Regions from separate parts of the Homo sapiens genome. Here regions 1 and 2 are each linked to region 3. Evidence: chromatin contacts called from ENCODE Hi-C or POLR2A ChIA-PET data. All regions are on one chromosome and are shown on one strand. The core of a region is the stretch at or near the end of the contact, and the rest is flanking DNA. Distances in the headings are between cores, read along the strand shown. Region 1 holds the start of MIDEAS (mitotic deacetylase associated SANT domain protein). Region 2 overlaps HEATR4 (HEAT repeat containing 4). Region 3 holds the start of DPF3 (double PHD fingers 3).

Region 1 (3,512 bases), core at 613-3,112, 870 kb before region 3:
AGGCCAACTGCAGGGGCTGGGCTCTCAGGGGAGGTGAGGATGGCCACAGGTCTGCAGAGGAACTTGGCAGCAGTGGGCACTGGAGACCAAATGGCTTTGCTTTTGCTTCCCTCACTTGGATGTGTTGTCAGTGGGAGGGAAGAAATCAGGCAAATGAAAAAAGTAAAAAGGCTCTACCCTGATCCTTTGCCAGGAGCCCTGAGAGTCTGGCCTCTGCTTGGGGGTCTGCAGGCCTGAGCACTGCAGTTCCTCAATTGCTCACTGCCTTCCTCTGGGGGAGGAGCAGAGAGGTCACAGATGCTTGGCTTGCCCTGTGACCTGGTGCAATTCACTTAACCTCTCTGAACCTCAGTACATCCACAGATTGAGAGAGATAAAACTCACATGCAGGGCTCTTCAGGAGACTGTATGGAGAAGTGCTCTGAGAGCTGCCAGGAACAATACTGTCATCACAGATGCTAAATCGGGGAGCCCGGGCTTTTTTTTGTAGAAGGTGGTTTCCCTAGCTCCTCTATTCACTTACTGTAATCACAGAATCATGGATCTTGAACTGGAAGGGATCTCAAGAGGTCCTCTGGTCCAGTCCTGTGGCATAATTACCTGTATTTTGTAGATAAGATTGTTTTAAGTGTTCCTTATTTTGACATATCTATCATAACATGGTGCAAATAAGCCCTTCTCCTCTTGGGGAGGTGTGACTTCCAGGTGTACATGTACGCAGGTGCTCCAGCCAGCAAAGAGGTGGAAGAGGACAGGAAAGCCATGCCCCCTTAGAAGCAAGTGCAGGTTTGGCAGGATTTCTGGGCAGAAGATCCAAGTTTTGCCTGTGTCCTCCACACCCCACCCTGGCCCTGTAGGCCCAGTGAGTGTGTGAGAATCATATTCTGCTGCCCCTCCCTCCTCTTCTCCCTGAGAAAGTGAGGGATGCACCTGGTTCTCAGGTCTGGCCACAGTGTTTTGAAAAGTGGCTGCCAGGACACATGGTATTCTTCGGTGGTTTTTCTTTCAAAGGAAAATCTCCTTGTGACCCATCTCCTTGAAAAACAGCCACCGCCACCACCGCCGCCGCCACCACCACCACTGCACCACCACCAAAAAACTTGGAAGGAAGAATAGGACACACTCCCCTGAACTTTCCCCTGGCCCTAGAGCCCCATTGAATGTGGGGGCCAGAACCAACCTCTTGAGCTGCAAAAATGTTTTCCATCTTCCCACCAGTCAGGCAAGGAGGCATCAAGGCCTGGACCTGAGAATTGATCAGGGGGATATTTAGGGAAGACAGGGGAAAATGTGAGTATGGAGTGAAAAGCCGCTCAACTCTGGCCTGAGTTGCTAGATTTAAATCCAGGAGATTTTCCTCACCTAAGCGATGGAGATGGTGGGTCCTTTCTAGGGACTGAGGCCAGTTTCTCAATAACCTTTACACGCACCAGGACGCTTTTGAGCCAGAAAGTGAAACTCGGAGAGTCTGTTAATAAAATGCCATGGAGAGGATTGTGCATGATTTACCGTATCCAAAACCAGAGAGAGTTTCTTTGTGGAAGAAAGCGACTTGTGCCTTCCCCAGCATCACACACACACTTTCCTGGCAGGCTCAATGGGTTTCCAAACATTTCGTCACCGTCTCCTCCTGACCTTGGTGTGAAAGGAACTAGCAGCGTGGCCCGCCAGCAAAGCCATCGGGGGCGCCAGCCTGGGCGGGGGATGGGGACGGCGACCGACTCGTGAGTGGAGGTGAGGTCTGCTGGAAATCCCCAGCCCCGGCCGCCGCCTGAGGTTTAAGGACGCCTTCCCCGGCCTTATTTGGTCGCAGGAAGTGGGCGGCGCCGGGCCTGCTGGCTGAGGCCGCCCCGAGACAGTTGTGCTGATGAAGTGGTAGAGCTGGTTCCTGCTCGCCGCGGTGCCGCGCGCGCCGGCCGGCCGCTGGGCGCTCCGCGCTCCCAGCCTCGAGTTGTGCAATCCTTTGTAGCACGCCAGAGTCCTCCTCCTCCGCTGTTGCCTCTCGCCCTCTCTCTTTTTTTTTTTTTCAAGCTGTGAGCTCAACCGATGAGTCAGAGCCGTGCAATCCTGACACTGCATCGCAGGACTGGGGGTGACACGGAGGGAGGCAGAGCGCTCGCGAGGCGGACGGCACGGGTGCGGGGCGCGCCGAGGCTCCTGCATCGCAAGCGGGGGGTGACAGCCCGCGCGTCCCGCCCGGGCCCTGCCAGCAAACTTCTCAGCCTCGGGAGGCGCGGGCTGGCGGAAGCCCCGCGAGCGCCGCGGGGAGGCGACGGCGCCTGTTTGTTTTTAAAATCGGGAGTGCGTGCAGGCGGCTGGAGTCCCGGAGGCGACCGAAGGCGGCGACCCGCGGCGGAAGGGGGACAGCCGAGCCCGGAGCCCGGAGCCCGGGCAAGAGCTGGGTAAGTGGGGCTGCCTGGCCGGCGGCCGAGGCCTGCACGCGGCGGGGCCGGCGAGGGGACCCCAGGCGGCGCGCGAGCTGTGGCTGCTCGCACGGCGGGTTGCAGCTCTGCAGGCGCGGCCCGGAGAGGGGGCCGCGGGGGCCGCTGCGCTCGAACTTCTGCGGCCTGGGCGGCGGTGGAGCGGGCGCGTGTGGCCGTGCGGGGGCCGCCTGCAGCCCGCCGCCCCCTCCCCCGCGGTCCGCGCCCTCGGCCCGCAGCTGCGTGTGCAGCGCAGCCCCGCGGTGTTTGTGCAGCTACGCAGCTTGCGCGCGGCCCCCGCCCACCCGGGCGCGGCCCCGCCAGGAAAGCCCTCCCCACCCGGCGGCCCGCGGCGGCTCGGGAATCCGGCTGCTCCTCCTCCGCTGGAGAGAAACGTGGTGTCCGTGGGGACCGGCTGACGTGACGGAGCCCAGGCCCGGAAGGCGCGGCGAGGGGCTAGCCAGCTGAGGGAACTTGGCGCGGGAGCCCCTTCCCCTGCCAGCGTGCACGGGAAAGTGGGCCTGGACGCGGCGTCCACGCCAGGAGTTTGGGGGACAGAGGTGCAGGGGCGTTGGGGAACTGGGGCAAATGCAGTCAGCAGAGGCCTAGGCTGGAGCGCTTCGCGCGGGCGGGCGCACCTCAGACCTGTCATCCTCCCGCGCGCCCCCGCACGCCCGCGCCGCCGCAGCCCTCCCAGCCCGCGCGGTGCCTCGCGGGGAGCTGTGTTCCCTGGTGCCTGGCGGCAGCGCCGAAACCCGGGATTCGGCCGGGCCCTGCATATGGCCGGCTTGGTGGAGCTGGTCACGTCGCCTCCCAAGTCGCACATGCAGGACCATGTGTGTCAGGTTGCCCCCAAGGCCTCTGGGTAAAGGTCTAGGGGAGGAAGGGGAACTTCGTGTGCCCTGGGGCCTTCAGGCTTCAGCCCCAAGGCGGGCCGACATGGAGGAGGTACCTGCCACAGAAAGTGGAGGCCGGGTGTCCGTCCCAGCCCAGCCTCCAGCGAGAGCTGGTGAGAAGATGAAAGGGGAAGTTATATGCCCCATTTAAAACTTTGTTGGTCACAACTACGGTGGCTGCTTCCTGTTTCCACCA
Region 2 (3,667 bases), core at 407-2,906, 580 kb before region 3:
AAAAAAAAAAAAGAAAGAAAGAAAGAAAGAAAAAAAAACGCCGGGCGCAGTGGCTGACACCGTAATCCCAGCACTTTGGGAGGCCGAGGCGGGCTGGTCACAAGGTCAGGAGATTGAGACCCTCCTGGCTAACACGGTGAAACCTCGTCTCTACTAAAAATACAAAAAATTAGCTGGGCGTGGTGGTGGGCGCCTGTAGTCCCAGCTACTCGGGAGGCTGAGGCAGGAGAATGGCGTGAACCCGGGAGGCGGAGCTGGCAGTGAGCCGAGATGGCGCCACTGCACTCCAGCCTGGGAGAGAGTGTGAGACTCCGTCTCAAAAAAAACAAACAAACAAACAAAAAAATTAGCTGGGCGTGGTGGCGGGCGCCTGTAATCCCAGCTGCTTCAGAGGCTGAGGCAAGAGAATCACTTGAACCCGGGAGTCGGAGATTGCAGTAAGCCGAGATTGCGCCACTGAACTCCAGCCTGGGCGACAGAGTGGGACTCCGTCTCAAAAAGAAAAAAAAAAAGGAGACACCCTATAGCCAAAGAGGCCTTCACTTGGGCTCTGCCGCTCACATGAGACACGTTTGGCATATGCACTCATGTTTTCATGTTTCTCTGCAGCCTGTGAAGCCCCGCGCACCAAATCCCTGGTTACAAAGTTCAGTCCCAGGCCTAACCACACGAAGCAAAGTTCGTTCATCACTTGTCAAAGATCTACGCACCTCCCCCGAGAAAAGGATTGCTGTGGGACCATTTAGATCCGACTACCCAGCTCTTTATCTGGGTAAATTCTCAGAGAGAACATTTTTTTCTCCCATCATGTCTTCTCCCTCTGGAAAGAAAGGTGCTCATCTCTAAGCTGAACACTTGTCTTACTTCAAGATGCAGGAAGCAGTGGACCTGGTCACATTGGGTCTTTTTAATTGATACTGTACAATCTTGTTGTCACTATGTTTATAAAGAGAAATTATTTAACAGTAGACCTCATGTCTTAATGCGCACTATTTACATGGAAGGTTAAAGAAAATTGACATCACATTAGATGACAGAGCATATTTTTCCACGCCCCAGAAAGGTCATGTACTAAATATGGGTCAGAGTTCCAAATCTTTCTAAAGCAGTAATATTGAAGGATCCAGCATCTTTTCCAAACGGTACAAATTGCCCTCTGAAACTCAAATTAGGGCTGGGCACTGTGGCTTATGCCTATAATCCCAGCACTTTGAGAGGCCAAGGTGGGTGAATCACATGAGGCCAGGAGTTTGAAACCATCCTGGCTAACATGGTGAAACCTCGTCTCTACTAAAAATACAAAAAAATTAGCTGAGTGTGGTGGCACACACCTGTAATCCCAGCTACTAGGTGGGCTGAGGCAGGAGAATAGCTTGAACCCAGGGGGCAGAGTTTGCAGTGAGCCGAGATTGCGCCACAGCATTCCAGCCTGGATGACAGAATGAGACTGTCTCAAAAAATAATAAAATAAAATAAAACCCAAACTAGAATCCCATTTGTCTAGGAAAGAAACAGCTTAGGTGACTTTTTAAATCTACAAGTCTTGTCTTGTTCTAGATTAGGTTCTTTAACCACAGCCCACAGAGCAATGTGGAAGCCATGTCACGGGACTATTACAAAAAATCCAGGCCAGCGTAATCATTTCCCCCTTTGTACTATGTGGGTGGATGTGAATGCATCTCTACCCTTGGGAAACAACTCTGCAGTTTCACACGGCAGATTAGCAATTCTCATGAGCCTCAATGTACTTAATATTTGAAATACTCAAGCATCATAGAATAGCTGTAAACTGAATCTATATCATAAGATGAGATTCTGTAAGAGCACATGATACCCAAAAATTGCCATGGATGAGTAAAGACCCAGATTTCCAAGTAGTGTGAATCCAGCTTCCTTTCCTAAATACTGATTGCTATTTATACCCTAAAATGTTTGAGACATTCATTAATGAAAATAAAGACAACATGAACCTCTCCCCTTTTTTCTTCCCCTAATCACATCCTTTCTTCCCGTGGCTCTGTTATTGTCAAAAATATAAAAAGCAAGGCCGGGCATGGAGGCTCATGCCTGTAATCCCAGCACTTTGGGAGGCCGAGGCAGGCAGATCACCTGAGGTCAGGATTTCGAGACCAGCCTGGCCAACATAGTGAAACCCCGTCTCTACTAAAAATACAAAAATTAGCGGGGCATGGTGGCAGGCACCTGTAATCCCAGCTACTCCGGAGACTGAGGCAGGAGAATCATTTGAACCTGGGAGGCGGATGTTGCATTGAGCCGAGATCTCGCCACTGCACTCCAGCCTGAGCGACAGAGTAAGGCTCCACCATCTAAAAAAAAAAAAAAAAAAAAAAAAAAAATATATATATATATATATATATATATATATATATATATATATATATGGAGAGAGAGAGAGAGAGAGTGAGAGAGCGCACGCAATATTTTCTTCTATAAATTCCTGACTGCTATGAAACACGGTGGTGGGGGGGTCTTTGGGGATATGAGCTAACTTCGTAACAGAAACTCTTCCCTTTCCTTGACTCATGTAACCCATGGAATGTGTATTACTTTACACTTTCCCTTTAAGTGAAATACTAATCTAAAAAGCACTATCACATGGATCAAAGTTACTTCCGCATCTAACCTGAGGATTCTGGGATCTGGCTACTATGAGACATTCAAGACAATGAATAATTCTGTATGAGCACTTTCTCAGCCCCTCTATCTTTGAATTTGTCATTTCATAGTGAAAGGACTTTATTGTGCACTCTTTGCTTTGCTGGCAGGAGCAAGAGAGCCTAACTGAACCCTTCAGTCAGTCAGCCAGCAAGACCATACAGAGGGTCTATTAGGCCATCAGCACTGTGGGAGACGGAGCAGCAGCAGAAGAAATGGCCCTTGTCCTCGAGGAGTTTACAAGGGGTTTTAGAAGACAGACACACAAGAACCTTTCAAAGACAATATGCTTAATTTAGTGAGAATTGTGTGGTATACAGCAGATGTGCTGTAGGAGTTCAGGGAAGGGGGGCAGGAGTCGTCATGGAGACATGGGAATTTGTGTTGGATCTGAGATGGCACAAGATTTAGGCAGAGAGGAGGAGAGAGGACCTTCCAGGTAAGGGGAGGGATGGGAGAAAAGGCTGGGGGAAGGAAGGAGCTCAGCAAGGGTCCATGACAGCTCCTTTCCCCTCTCCTGTTTCCACAGTGGTTCCCAAGTTTCTTCACAACAGAAAAGCAGGCATCTGCTCTCCTTACTATCACGGTTTTGTTTCTTTGTGTTTTGTGTTTGTTGTTGTTGTTGTTGTTGTTTTTGAGACGGGGTCTCACTCTGTTGCCCATGCTGAAGTGTGGTGGTAAGATCTTGGCTCACTGCAACCTCAACCTTCTGGGCTCAAGTGACTCTCCCACCTCAGCCTCCTCAGTAGCTGGGACCACAGGCATGCACCACAACGCCTGGCTAATTTTTATATTTTTTGTAGAGATGGGGTCTCGCTATGCTGCCTAGGCCAGTCCCAAACTCCTGGGCTCAAATGATCTGCCCTCCTAAAGTGCTGGGATTACAGGCTTGAGCCACTGTGCCCAGCCATGTTTTTGTTAATCTTTTTTTTTTTTTTTTTTTTGAGATGGAGTCTCGCTCTGTTGTCCAGGCTGGAGTCGGGGTGGCATG
Region 3 (3,672 bases), core at 72-2,571:
AGAGGAGCAAAAGGAAGCGAGAGGGCATAGCTTTGAAGAACTGGCAATTTGGCAACTTCTCTCCCCTTGCCACCCCTCCCCCACTATCTTAGCTATTTGATCTGATTAAACAGCTTTGGAATGGTAGCCAGACTTCTGTATGCTAACGAGGCCCCTACCCTATTCGCGATTTAATGCGATTTCATCCCCCCAGAGCTTCCCGGTGCCCAGTGGAAGCCTGACTTCGCAGAAGTCTCCCAATTTTGTCAGGGGCTCGCCAGTGAAGAGTTCACACTGACTTGAAGCAGACACAGACTCATTGGACGCCTCGGGTCACATCGGATTATTCATTAGCAAATTCTTTCCACCTTCTATCTAAGTAGTGAAAGGTGACGCCAGAATCGCGTGTGCCACTCCTCTAAAGGGACCCTGATAACACCCAGTCCAGGCTCTACAACTTCTGCCTAGTCACTTGCTTCCTAGCAGTAGAAAGTTTCCAAAGGTTGCCTTAAGTCCTCCCTACCCCTAAGCCTAAAGATCAGAGCTCCAGGTCCCACCACCTAGCAGGAATCTGAGCATTTTGGAAGTTTCTGGTGTAGAGGGAAGAACCGAAGGGGTGGTAGCGGGGAACCGCGCAGAGTAACCCCCCTGCACTACGTAAGGAAAGCCCTGGCTGCAGGAGGGAGCGAGCCTGACATTGAGACGTTCCAGGGGGAGGGTGAGTTGCTGTCCTGGAGTCGCCAGGAACAGCAGCGACAGTTCCAAGAAGCGAGAGAGGAAGGTGGCCGAGATAAAGAGAACACTTCGGGAATAAGAATATTAAAAAGCGGCAGGACCCAGAGCATTAGCAAACGGCAGAGCACATGTAGTAATTTGTTAACACGAAACGGCAGCCTTCCAACTTTTGCACTGAAACACGGGGATTTACCCTTTGGGGGATTAAAAATGTTGATACGCAAAGCCAAAGGCTAATGAATAGGATTCAGTGGCTTGCTGGCAATATTTAAATATTTCTGTCCGGGAGCGCAAACTCTTCTGCAGTTATTTAGAAAAGTAGGGAGTTAAACCAAACTATAATACTCTCCCGTGCGTCTCCACTTTCCCCAGCCCGAAAAGGAGCTACCAGCGCTGTACTGCCCCTTTAAGACCTGCTGGCTCTCGGGCTCTACAAAAGGGAGTGACCTCTGGGCTTTGACAGCTCTCCTAATAACTACCACGGCGCAGGCCCCGCCCACCTAGCTACCAGCAGCGCCGATTGGCCGGCGGGCCGGTATCCCGCGCTGTGATTGGCCCGTCGCTTCCCCTGAGCGAACCTTTAGAACTCTGAGACAATATTCTGTTACATTGTAGCAAAATGGCGACTGTCATTCACAACCCCCTGAAAGCGTAAGTAAGACTAAAAAATGTACATATTCCGCGTGGTTTCAATATGAAAAAAAAGGCGCCTTCTGCGTGGCGAGCGCTGCCAGAGCATTGCGCTTGCAGGCGCCTCCAGCCGCGGCGGGGCTTCTCTCTTCTTTCAGCTCTTACTTCTTCATCTTCTTTTTTTCCCCCAACGCGCAGAAATGTCAGGAGATGCAATTAACAAGAAGAAAATTGTTACATTTGTGTTCTGCTAAATTGCAGAGAGAGCCAGATATAGGGGTTGCAGGCGGAGAAGCCCGGCGCTCGAGCGCTCTACAGCAGGAGGGTCGCGGGAGCTCGGGGACGGCGCGGTCCCCGGAGTCCCCCGCCTCGCGGGCAGGGAGCGCGGCTTCGGGGGCTGCTGGGCGGGGGGCGAGCGTCGGGCAGTGGCCGCCTCGGTGTACTTGGCCGAGCCCCGCGCCCCCGAGCCCGCGGCCCCCGCCCCGCCGCTGGGTCCGCTGGGTCCAGCGGACGGACCGCGGAGGCTCCGGAGTTTGCAGGGCGCTCTTCGCCTTCCGATCGCTCGCGGGGAGTTTGTGCAAACCTTCCGGAGTTGGAGCACCGCGGGGGAAGCAGCGGGTCCCGGGCGTGCTGGGGCCCAGGTGGTCGCCCCGGGCTTTCCCCGGCAGCCCCCGGATCTCGGAGGCGCTCCGGGCGATCGAGCGTGTGTCTGCTCGTGTATTTGCGAGCGAGCTGGCTTTAGTGGATTAACGACTCGGGTTAACTTGGGGTGGATTTGGAGGCAGGGAAGCCGCAGGTCTTATGAATGGTGTTCTCGCCACCTCTGGGTGAGGCGCTGAGGCAGGCGGAGAGGCGGTTTTGGGGCTCCTGGCCCGAGGGGGCAGCGTCTGCTCCCGGCCGGGCGAGGGGCAGGTGCCTCTGGCCGCCTCGGGGAGACTTTGAGCGCTTGCCCAGATCCTGGACAGAGTGGGGCGGGCCGGGCGAGGACTCGCGGGGGCCAGCCCCGGGTCCAACAGCCAATTTCTGCCTGCCTGCCTTCCTCCTCCTTTTCATCCTTCCTTCCTTCCTTCCTTCCTTCCTTCCTTCCTTCCTTCCTTCCTTCCTTCCTTCCTTCCTTCCTTCCTTCCTTCCTTCCAGTCAGTGGAACTGTTAAGCCGCCAAGTCCGCTCGCGATCGCGGAGCCAGGGGTGGCCTCGGAAAACTAGTGTCGCTCTGAAAGGGGTGCTATTGGGTGATGTCGGCAGAGGGTGGCTCCCTCCGTATCCGAGGTGGGCTGGGGGGTCCTCACCCCTTCGACCGGGACTTCCCCGCCCGGACGAAGCCGCAGGCGAAGTGGCAGAGGGAGGTGCAGGTCGGGTGGGGGGCGGTTCATGCCGAATTCTCCCTGGTGCGTGGCCGCTGTCGACCCTGGTTCTTTTAATTCAGCGCATTCTCGTCTTCACCCCTGGCCACTCCTGGAGTTGAAAACCAGGTTCGCTCCCGGGGACGGTAGGGGGTTCCTAACGCAAAGGAATGCACAGGGAGAATCGGACGTGTTTGCGCCAGCTCGTCGCCCATCAGAAATAGGGAAAGGGGTAGGAAGGCCCCAGGTTTCAAATATATTTATATGAAAGCTGCCGTTAAGAGGACGTTGGAAGCTGAGGCTGATCAGATAGGAGCTCCTGGCTTCAGTTCTGGCTCGGAAGCTCGGATACACTGCGCTTGAACGCCACAGCGTTTCACCCAAGAAAGAAAATGTTTTATGGCAGAATAAATGGGCGTAACTTCGCCGCATCCTCGCTGCCGGTTGCTTTCGCTGCAACACCGCTGATGCTGTTTCTACCGAACCCACAACTGATTTTCAGTTTCCCCATTTCCAGCCGAAATCACATAACCGGGCTGATGCCACCTGGTAAACTCAAGTTAGAGAACCTATTTCACATGTGCACCAGGTTTGTTTCCTCCTGGGAAAGCCGTACCCTAGTTACCCGGGAGCCCGCTTTCGCGCGGGCGGGCGCAGTATCTCTAAGCTTGTGTTCCCCTACTCGCTCCAGGGTTTTTTGGATCACAGTAGGGTGCGTGTTTGGGGAGGGAGTCTGTGTAGGGTGGGGTTAAGGGTGGGGGAAGGGACAGACGCGGGAAAGAAGGTGGCGGAATTCTGGCCGGTTAGTGGAATTAGTTCTGAATTGTACTTTGTATAATTAGAAACAGTTGCAACGTGATGTATTTGTAATTGTGTTGCCACCCACATGCAGACACTAGCATACACACAACGCCCCTGCTTGCTTTTTCTAGGTGGGAGTTGCTTGGTCATTTATAATTAGCTATTCCTTTCTGCTTCCCAGACCC

The links. Hi-C counts contacts between places; a loop is a spot of excess contacts on that map. ChIA-PET counts read pairs that join two places held with the same protein, here RNA polymerase II (POLR2A). Pooled maps may share reads with other maps.
Region 1: a pooled map shows a loop between it and region 3 (5-fold over the local background). The contact joins the promoter of MIDEAS here to the promoter of DPF3 in region 3. A Hi-C loop is called at or near these places in 2 of 50 pooled maps. POLR2A ChIA-PET finds 5 or more read pairs at or near these places in 2 of 52 experiments (GM12878 and K562).
Region 2: a loop to region 3 is called in a pooled map, with 3 times the contacts of the local background. The contact joins the enhancer-like site here to the promoter of DPF3 in region 3. A Hi-C loop is called at or near these places in 2 of 168 maps with a recorded cell type or tissue (HCT116 and mammary epithelial cell) and 4 of 50 pooled maps.

Annotation. Positions count from the first base shown.
Region 1 is chr14:73,758,653-73,762,164 of GRCh38, reverse strand. MIDEAS (mitotic deacetylase associated SANT domain protein) reads left to right here and starts at 1,862. Exons shown (of 13, transcript NM_001367710.1): 1 at 1,862-2,402. MIR4505 (microRNA 4505) reads right to left here and starts at 3,418; the gene lies at 3,346-3,418. RefSeq lists enhancers at 1-16, 17-539, 1,455-1,784 and silencers at 2,205-2,444, 2,575-2,724, 3,085-3,194.
Region 2 is chr14:73,475,785-73,479,451 of GRCh38, reverse strand. It overlaps HEATR4 (HEAT repeat containing 4), which reads left to right. Exons shown (of 18, transcript NM_001220484.1): 18 at 610-968. The coding sequence ends at 846. Among named protein-coding and RNA genes, the nearest start is that of RIOX1, 13 kb to the left of the region's middle. Within about 2 kb of position 1,656, at least 3 of the 41 ENCODE cell types and tissues checked have a DNase peak (open chromatin) inside an H3K27ac peak, as active enhancers do.
Region 3 is chr14:72,891,750-72,895,421 of GRCh38, reverse strand. It overlaps DPF3 (double PHD fingers 3), which reads left to right and starts at 1,321. Exons shown (of 11, transcript NM_001280542.3): 1 at 1,321-1,365. The coding sequence starts at 1,334. RefSeq lists an enhancer at 1,067-1,361.